3 separate regions of the Homo sapiens genome follow, and regions 1 and 2 are each linked to region 3. Evidence: chromatin contacts called from ENCODE Hi-C or POLR2A ChIA-PET data. All regions are on one chromosome and are shown on one strand. The core of a region is the stretch at or near the end of the contact, and the rest is flanking DNA. Distances in the headings are between cores, read along the strand shown.

Evidence for each region. A loop is a pair of places that touch in the nucleus more often than their neighbours do. ChIA-PET counts read pairs that join two places held with the same protein, here RNA polymerase II (POLR2A). Pooled maps may share reads with other maps.
Region 1: a map of naive thymus-derived CD4-positive, alpha-beta T cell shows a loop between it and region 3 (8-fold over the local background). The contact joins the promoter of CENPA here to the promoter of NCOA1 in region 3. A Hi-C loop is called at or near these places in 1 of 168 maps with a recorded cell type or tissue (naive thymus-derived CD4-positive, alpha-beta T cell), 1 of 37 single-sample maps with no recorded cell type and 5 of 50 pooled maps.
Region 2: a loop to region 3 is called in a pooled map, with 4 times the contacts of the local background. The contact joins the promoter of TMEM214 here to the promoter of NCOA1 in region 3. A Hi-C loop is called at or near these places in 1 of 50 pooled maps. POLR2A ChIA-PET finds 5 or more read pairs at or near these places in 2 of 52 experiments (PC-9 and activated B cell).

Annotation. Positions count from the first base shown.
Region 1 is chr2:26,784,690-26,787,440 of GRCh38, forward strand. CENPA (centromere protein A) reads left to right here and starts at 1,367. Exons shown (of 5, transcript NM_001809.4): 1 at 1,367-1,607. The coding sequence starts at 1,508. RefSeq lists enhancers at 1-537, 799-898, 1,989-2,038, 2,099-2,148 and a silencer at 1,549-1,658.
Region 2 is chr2:27,031,480-27,034,618 of GRCh38, forward strand. TMEM214 (transmembrane protein 214) reads left to right here and starts at 1,486. Exons shown (of 17, transcript NM_017727.5): 1 at 1,486-1,687; 2 at 2,588-2,787. The coding sequence starts at 1,537. RefSeq lists an enhancer at 1,109-1,398.
Region 3 is chr2:24,489,554-24,492,588 of GRCh38, forward strand. NCOA1 (nuclear receptor coactivator 1) reads left to right here and starts at 1,701. Exons shown (of 23, transcript NM_003743.5): 1 at 1,701-2,049. RefSeq lists silencers at 1,354-1,693, 1,671-1,829, 1,984-2,473.

The DNA of each region.
Region 1 (2,751 bases), core at 117-2,616, 2.3 Mb after region 3:
ATCTGCCTGCCTCGGCCTCCCAGAGTGCTGGGTTTACAGGCGTGAGCCACCACGCTCGGCAAGATGGAGTTTCGCCATGTTGGCCAGGTTGGACTCGAACTCGAACTCAGTGGTTCCGAACAACTTGGCCTCCCAAAGCGCTGGGATTACAGGCATGAACCACCGCACCCCAGCCCAGCATTTGTCCCTTGGTGGACTGCTTTATTTCACTTAGCATAACGTCCTCAAGGTTCATCTATGTTGCAGCAGGTGTCAGAATTCCCTTCCTTTTAAAGGCTGAATAACATTGTGGTATACACCCCATTTTGTTTATCCGTTCATCTGTTGGTGTGTATTCAGGCTGTTTCTGCCTTCGGGCTGTTGTGAAGAATGCCGCTATCAACATGGGTGTGAGAATATCTGTTCAAGTCCCTGGCTATATTTAAATTCTTTTGGATATTTAGCCAGAAGTGGAATTACTGGATCATCTGGTAATTCTATTTTTGATTTTTTGAGGAACCACCAATACTATTTTTCACAGCAGCCGCAGCATTTTACACTCCCACCAGCAATGCACAAGGGTTCCATGAAATCACTAATTTTATAACATTTTTCCTGATTACATGTTCACTGTAGAACATTTAGAAAATGCAAGAAATAAAATTTAGAAAATTAAAATTCCCCTTATTCTACATACCGGGACATGACTTGAATTTTTATTATCCCCAACAAAGGGAAGAGAGCATTTTTTTGGGACGATTGCGTTGCTATAGTGCCGAGGCCTGCCCTGCCCGGACCTTATTCTCAAAGCCCCGCCGATCCCGCCGTCCCCGCGACCCCAAGCGTCAGCAAAGTTTATGCAGTTGAACTGGATTCTGAGTATATCTGTGGATAGTTCCTGGGAGAGTCGCAGATACGACACGGGGTTGTCACATTCTCTATGGGTCTGTTTCCTCATCTTTAAAAGCCATCTCTGCGTTGCTAAGGCAAAGCATAAAATGTTTGAGGAAAGCGACTTTTCTAGAAAGCACGTTCTACAAACACACCATCCACGTTCCAAACTGAGCTTCGGTGTTTTGACTGGAGGGCACCTGAGGACGTCAGTACGGTCCCGCAAAGACCAGCAACCAGATTGGCAAGCAGGGGGCAGGAGAATTTCCCGCCCCATCTCTTTAGTTGTCTATTGGTTGATTTTACCATCAGTCTCCCCTGTCCTCCTATCATCGCCGCTATATTTGTGTCTCGGTGCATACTCTCATTGGCCCTACCTGCAGTCGCTCTACGTAAGGGGCGTTCCAGAGTCAGCCACTGGGAGTCGCTGGATTCGGGTTTTAAAAAACGCCGGCCGTGAAGTGGGCGGAGCGAGCGATTTGAACGCGAGCGGCGCGGACTTCTGCCAAGCACCGGCTCATGTGAGGCTCGCGGCACAGCGTTCTCTGGGCTCCCCAGAAGCCAGCCTTTCGCTCCCGGACCCGGCAGCCCGAGCAGGAGCCGTGGGACCGGGCGCCAGCACCCTCTGCGGCGTGTCATGGGCCCGCGCCGCCGGAGCCGAAAGCCCGAGGCCCCGAGGAGGCGCAGCCCGAGCCCGACCCCGACCCCCGGCCCCTCCCGGCGGGGCCCCTCCTTAGGTAACCGGCCGCGGCCCCATCTCGAAGAGGAGAAAACCGAGGCTCGCAGGCGGAGCCCGGATCTCCCGAGTCCCGATCCCGTGGCACTTCCCTGTTGGGGGACAACGCGGTTCCGCCGTCCGGCATCCGCTCCGGGCACGGGCGGTGCCAGCCCTGCGAGGGGCTGGAGCAGGCGGTTCCGAAAGCGGGAAGGGACCGGCTTAGCCACTTGGCTCCTAACGCCGTCTTCTTGTTAGGACTAGTGGTTACCCAGCGCCCACCGCCCACCGCCAACCAGGCATTGCCTCCCACTGTTCGTGCGTTATCTCAGCTTCATATTGTGCCCATTTTACAGCTAATGAGAAAGCCGAGGCACAGGCCAGAGAGCTTGAGCAGAGTCACACAACTTGGTGTTCTGGCGGACACGGGATTTCCAATCCTCTGTGTTTGTGCATTTTTAAATTGCAAAAGTATTGACTGCTTTCGGTGACGATTTCAAACAGGAGTCCTCTTAGGAGGTGTCTTTCAGGGGTTTTTTTTCCCTTCCGGGAGAGGCTGTTAGGCCTTGAACCGAGGCCCTCTGCGCTGCTCACTCTGTTGCCTTCCAGAGCTTGTGTCCGGGAAAAGGGGCCGAAGTCTGTGTCTTAATTGTCTATGGTGGGCTGGTGGATGGGAGACCCAACGGCAGGAGGAGGCAGATGCCTGTATGGTACATGGTGGCAACAGCTGCTTTACTTATCTCTTAACTCTTGCTACGTAGCTATGAGGAAGATGGGAAGTGTATTGTAGTTTATTTGTTTCATTGCTTTTTGTAGAGACTGGGTCTCCCTGTGTTACCCAGGCTGGTCTCAAACTCCTGGCCTCAAGTGATCCTCCTGCCTGGGCCTCCCAAAGTGCTGGGATTGCAGGCATGAGCCACTGTGCCTACAGGCTTTTTTGGGTTTTTTGTTTTGTTTTGGAGACGGAGTCAGGCTTTGTCGCCCAGGCTGGAGTGCAGTGGCGCGATCTCCGCTCACGGCAAGCTCCGCCTCCTGGGTTCACGCCCTTCTCCTGCCTCAGCCTCCCGAGTAGCTGGGACTACAGGCGCCTACCACCACGCCCGGCTAATTTTTTGTATTTTTGGTAGAGACAGGGTTTCACCGTGTTAGCCAGGATGGTCTTGATC
Region 2 (3,139 bases), core at 236-2,735, 2.5 Mb after region 3:
ATACCTCAGTATGGCAGGTAGGAATCTCATCCTCACACACAGTTGTACATGAAATAGCACATTTCCTTAATTGTGATAAGTCACTTTGATTTTATCTTCCCTCATTCTCCTCTGCTGGCATGCTTCAAGGTTCTGAAGGCTCCCAGGATACTAACACCCTCCACGTGGATGTCTGAGCAGGAACCTGTCTGCAGATGCCTCAAGTCTGGGGCTCTCCATCGCTTCCCTGACACATCTGGAACTTGGGATTGACTCTTATGGTGGGAGGCAGAGCCTGTTCTTTCTCATTGCCTGGAAGGGGAAACCCGGCCCTGGCTGTCCCAGACCCCCAGACTTTTCTCAGCCTCCCATGAGAAGAACTCAGAGGCCAGGAGCGGTGGCTCACTCCTGTAATCCCAGCACTTTGGGAGGCTGAAGAGGGTGGATCACTGAGCCCAGGAGTTTGAGATCAGCCTGGGCAACACAGCAAAACCCAGTCTCTACAAAAAATACCAAAGATTAGCCGGGGGTGGTGGTGGGTCAGGTGATCCGTGGTGGGGGATCACCTGAGCCCTAGAAGTTGAGGCTGCAGTGAGTCGTGATCGCGCCACTGAACTCCAGCCTGGGCGACAAAGCAAGATCCTGTCTCAAAAAAAAAAAAAAAAATTATTCTCCATTCTCCACCTCCTACCCCAGCTCCCCAACACTCTGCCCTTTCCTCAAGCCCCCATCCTCTTCCTTGTTCTTTGGCAATAGATTTGTATAGCCCATTAAACCCGAGGTTTAATCACTAGCAACAGTAAAGCCAGCACTTTCCTAGAAGGAAGGAAGCATTTAATCTTCAATCTCTCCCTAGATATGAGGAGCACTACTTCCCTTCCATCCTTCCAGCTCTACGAGAAAGGAAAGAAAAACAGTGGCCGGGCGCCGTGGCTCACGCCTGTAATCCCAGCACTTTGGGAGGCTGAGGGGTGGGGGTGGGGTGGGTCACTTTAGGTCAGGAGTTCGAGACCAGCCTAGCCAACATGGCGAAACCCCGTCTCTACTAAAAATACAAAAATTAGCTGGGCTTGGCAGCGGGAGCCTGTAGTCCCTGCTACTCGGGACGCTGAGGCACGAGAGTCGCTTGAACCTGGGTGGCGGAAGTTACAGTGAGCTGAGATCGCGCTACTGCACTCCAGTCTGGGCGACAGAGCGCGGCCCTGGCAATCAATCAATCAATTGATCAATAAAGGAAAGAAAAACAGAAACAGTTCTACCAAGTCTCTCAATGCCGTGGCCTTCACATCGACGCTCAATGAACGTTCTCAGAAGGGAATCTCCTCTCCTCCCGGCCTCTTCGCCTGGGCGGGGGCCGCAGGCTGCCGCGGAAGCCTCTTCCCGATGCTCTTCGCTCAGGAGAGCCCGGCCCAGGAGAGGGACTACAAGTCCCAGGCTGCCTTGCGGCGGGCGCCGGGCGCCGGGCGCGCGGTCCTGCGAGGAGACGTGGCAGAGTGCGGCGCGCTCGCGCCGGACCGGAAAGCCGGGGAAGTGGCCGAGGAGGGAGGGCTGCGAGCCATGGCGACCAAGACGGCGGGCGTGGGGCGGTGGGAGGTAGTGAAGAAGGGTCGGCGGCCTGGGGTCGGCGCCGGCGCCGGCGGCCGAGGAGGCGGCAGGAACCGCAGGGCGCTCGGGGAAGCAAACGGAGTGTGGAAATACGACCTGACCCGTGAGTACCCGCCCTGCCCCGCCGCCTACCCCAGGCCTGTCCGGCAGGGTCGCAGCGAGCGGCTCCCAGAACCTGGGCGCGAGCTCGCAGGCACATCCCCGAGCGCCACGCTTGCGTTGTCTCTTTGGAGCCTCACGGGAGGCAGACAGCTCCAGGGAAGGTTGCGGTCCTCACCTCCCAGATGAGTAAACTGAGGCCCAGTGAAGTTGGATACCTTGGCCAGGGTCATGTGTCAGAGGGGCTAGGATTCCGGTCCTCAGACTCTCAGTTCACTGCACACACTCTCCCAGCTGCCCAGGGCCCTAGCTGGTCTCTCTGGGCAGGTGTCTGAGCTTTGAAGAGGTACTGTGGATCATTATACACGGTGCCCCCTCTTTAAGTAACCAGCAGGTCATGGAGGAAGGGACAGGAGGCCCAGCAGTGGGAGAAATGACCGCCACACACTCAACACTCACCAGGAATTATAAGTGACACCTGGTTCTTCCACTGAGGAGTGGAGAAAGATTGCCACTTGTTGATTATAGAGTTGTCATGTCGGAACCAAGAGGCGTTAGGGTAGGACCAAGATGGAAAAAGCTTGTCTTCCCAGACTAGTAGCCACTCACTGAATAAGGCAAACCTCTATATCCAACCTCTCTGCTTGTTCCTACATACTCTGATTTGTCTAATGAAGAACTGCCCCATCTTTATGAAAGAGCCCATAGACTCAAGAGCTGTAATGAAAGAAGCTACCAGGAGAACAGCCTGCCCTGCTCCTTAAGCAGTCCAAGAGGAAGGGGCTTTGAGACAGGCTCTTCCCTGGAGATGAATTAGGTGGCAGTGTGGGGAAAGGGACCACTGATAGGTGAGGCCTTGGGGACTCAAGGGTGGCCTGCCTTTCTCTACCTATCTTCACCCCAGCTGCAATCCAGACCACAAGCACCCTTTATGAGCGGGGCTTTGAGAATATCATGAAGCGGCAGAATAAGGAGCAGGTCCCACCCCCTGCTGTGGAACCTAAGAAACCAGGGAACAAGAAGCAGCCAAAGAAGGTGGCAACTCCTCCCAACCAAAACCAGAAGCAGGGCCGCTTCCGCAGCCTGGAGGAAGCACTGAAAGCTGTGAGTGTGCCTAGACATGAGACGCAGAAAGAATGGGGGCTTGAGATTTAGAGAAGATGAGAGGAGGGGGAGGTGGATGGGCAGCTGAGATCCTATGGGATTTGAAACACTTTAAGGGTTGAGAGGAGTTCAGGAAAAGATGGAAACCCCAGGGGAACAGAATGCCTGCACTTAGAATAGAAAGGAAATGGAAAATTTATAGGGAAACATGGATTGGTAAGAGGAAAGCCTTGAAGACCCAGGAACACCAGGGAGGAGATGGAGAAACTGGTTATGATTCTCTGTCCTATGGAAATACTGATCTTTCATTTTCTGTCTTGTCCTCTGTTTTCCTCTTTTTTTTTTTTTTTTT
Region 3 (3,035 bases), core at 451-2,950:
AAAAAGGAGGAGTTAGCAGTATCACGTGCTGTAGAAAGGCCACACGACAGTAGGACTGAAGTGGCCACTAGATTTGGCCTTCAGCACTTACTAGAGTCTAGTGGAGACAGGAGTACCTTGCACAAGTGGCTCATTTGTTGGCACCAGAGGCTAGAACAAGGCACTTTCACACAGTCTGCATTGGACTAGATTGGGAAGTAGGCCCTACATTAGGGGACGAAACTCATGAGTGCCCGGGTATTTTCAGCTATTATTGGGGATAGGGACTCTGCGGGTGGCTAGAGGTACTGCTAAGCCAGAGCTCAGGAGATGCACCTAGGGCCCCAGTAGTAGGTCTCCGATAAGAATCAGGGGAATGAATATATAAATGAATGAATATATGAATGCATGTGGGGGTGTGGTCTAGCGATTACTTTATGAGCGTGACAAGGATAGGAAGAGGATGGTGAAAGCATACAGTAGTACCTGCCTGTGAAAGAAGCTGCCCGTCGACTCAGAGAGCTGCCACGGAGATTGGTGTTTTCAAGGCTGTCAGGTTCCCCAGTTGGGAGAAGGGTGGGAAGGGCTTAAGGATTTACAGAGATTGATTTAGGGGAGAACACACAGGAAGCGAAACAGCAGGAAACGCCGGGAGACAGCAGCAGCAGGACAGGATTGAGGAAGGGTAAGAGTGCGAAATGGGGTAAGAATAAAAGAAAGGAATGGACAGATGTATGCTTTACAAGGCACTTCCACGGCGAGTGACTCATTCATGCTTAGGACAACCCAGGGAGAGACATAGGTATATATTGCATTGCCAGCCTTTGGAATGCGGGATGCGGTCCAGATAAGGCCATCGCAGCTCAGAGAGGCTGTTCAGCCGCTGTTCGATTCCTCTGGTGACAAGAACACTCTACTTTTGGAAGTAGCACTTCTATTAGAGAAGTTAAAAAAAAAAAAAAAAGAAAAGGGAGATAAGAAGAAAGGTGTGGGCCCCTTGAGGGGAAAGATCTGTGAATGACAGACATTTTAGATAATTCATGGAATTGCAGAGCCAGAACGGGTCAGGCAGATCTTTTCATCTGTAAAACGAAGGGGGCAGACGATCTTCCTTTTCTCTTGTCTAATAGCCTGTGAAATCATCTAGGCAACCACCTCCCAATTTTACAGAATAAAAAACGAGGCCCGCGGGATATGTCTCGCTCAAAGTAACAGAACGCCCGAGTGGAGGGACAGGCCCGGAGCCGACTCCGCCCCGTCCGCAGGGCCTCTCGCCGCTCCGACACCTTCCCAGAAAGATAAAGAACAGCGGGAGGCGGCAGGCCCGGCGGCCTAGCTGCGAGCGCCCTGGTGTTCGAGGCCGCTTCCCGGCAGCAGTGGGAGGAACGCCCCGAGGGGAGGGCAGGAGAGGGGCGGGGAGGAGTTGAGACGGGCGGGGAAGAGTTCGGGCCTCCTTTCCCACACTTCGTTAGGACGCCGGCTGGGGCGGGCCGGCAGAGGGCGCGGGGCGGTTCCTCGCTCGGCGGGCCCGGCAGGCCCGGCGGGCTGGGGGCGCGCTGTCCCGGGCGCACTGTCGGAGCTCGCGGGCACCGGGTCGCGGCGGCCCGGGCGGCCGGAGCCGGCAGGGGAAGTGCGGCGGGCGGGCAGGCGGGCGGCCGGGAACGGGCGGGGCGGGGCGGGGCGCGAAGGGGGCGGTGCCGCGAGCGGGGGGCGGTGGCGGCGGCGGCGGTGGCGGCCGAGGAGGAGAACATGGCGGCCGCGGAGAGCGGCTGAAATGCCTGTTCTTCAGGCCGGGCGAGCGGGAGTCTGACGCGATTTGCTGAGCTCTGTCCTCCGACGGCTGCCTCGCGGCCTTGAGGGCCTCCGCCGCCTGTTCGCTGCTGCTCCCTCGAGCGGAGCCTGCGTCAGGTTCCCTCTGCATCCCCCTGCGGGGGGACCCCTGCTCCGGAGGAGGGGGCCGGAGAGCCGCGGCGCCGGGCCCGAGGAGCGGCGGAGGCCGGGGCGGCGCCGCCGCCACGGTCGCGGACGAGTGCGGCGCCGGTGAGCGGGGCCCAGAGGCGGCGGCGGCAGGTGAGTGGCGGGCTGCGGGTGCGGAGCCTCCCGGTGGGTGCAGCTGTCACGAGCCGCGCGGCCGCGGAGGCCCTAGGGGGCGGGGAGCAGCTGGCGCCCCTCCGCCCCCTGCTCTCCTTTCTCCCGCTCCATCCTCCTCCCACTTCCCCGAGTTCCCCTCGCGGCCCGGCGCGGCTGGAGGGGGCGGAGGTCGCAGCTGTCACGGGCACCAGCTGGGGGCTGCTCCCCGCCGGGGGAAATCGCTGCAGCAGCGACTTCTCTCCGCCTCTTTTCCAGTTGCCCTAGTTAGCGCGGAGAGGGCGAGCATCCGCGGAGGGGGTGCGAGCTGCGCGGCCGCCTGCCCGGCGTGGGGAGCGGGCGCCCCGGGCCGCCGCCGAGAGGGGGAGCCGGAAGTCGGCGCGGGCGCCCCTCGGCCCCGACGACGCCGTGACCTTGGCCGGCCCGCTCACCTCTCGGAATCTCGCCTGCCGGGACCGCGAAATGGGGGCGACCGCGGCGTCCCTCTCCGTCGGCGCAGCCCTCGACGGCGCTTGGGTTTGACCCCGGCGCGCTTGCTCGCCCCTTCTCCCGAGAAGGGGTTTCGGAGGTAGACATGGGATGGATACTGGACATGTTCCTGTCGCGGCCCGGGTTTGGTCCCCTTCCTGGGATTCAGCCGAAAGGGCCGAGGAAGGGAAGCAAACATGTTGACGAGGCGATTGGGAGGTGGGGTTGGTTAGTGGGCAGTGACAGAATTCGGGCCGCTCTCTAGTCCCTTGTAAAAGACCTGAAAAAATCGGACACCCAGGGTCTCCAGTCCTTACTACCCAGCTGTGGTGGCTGCTTTTTTATTTTATTTAAAAGCAGTTACCCCCATGGGTAGACACTGCCCAGTCTGACGACGTTAGAGGGAGACGGAGGGGTTGACAATACAGCCTGTGTGTGTGTGACAAGGACAGGCCACGGTGTTGTGTCCGGAGAGTTTCATGGGGAGGAAAACTTTAAGC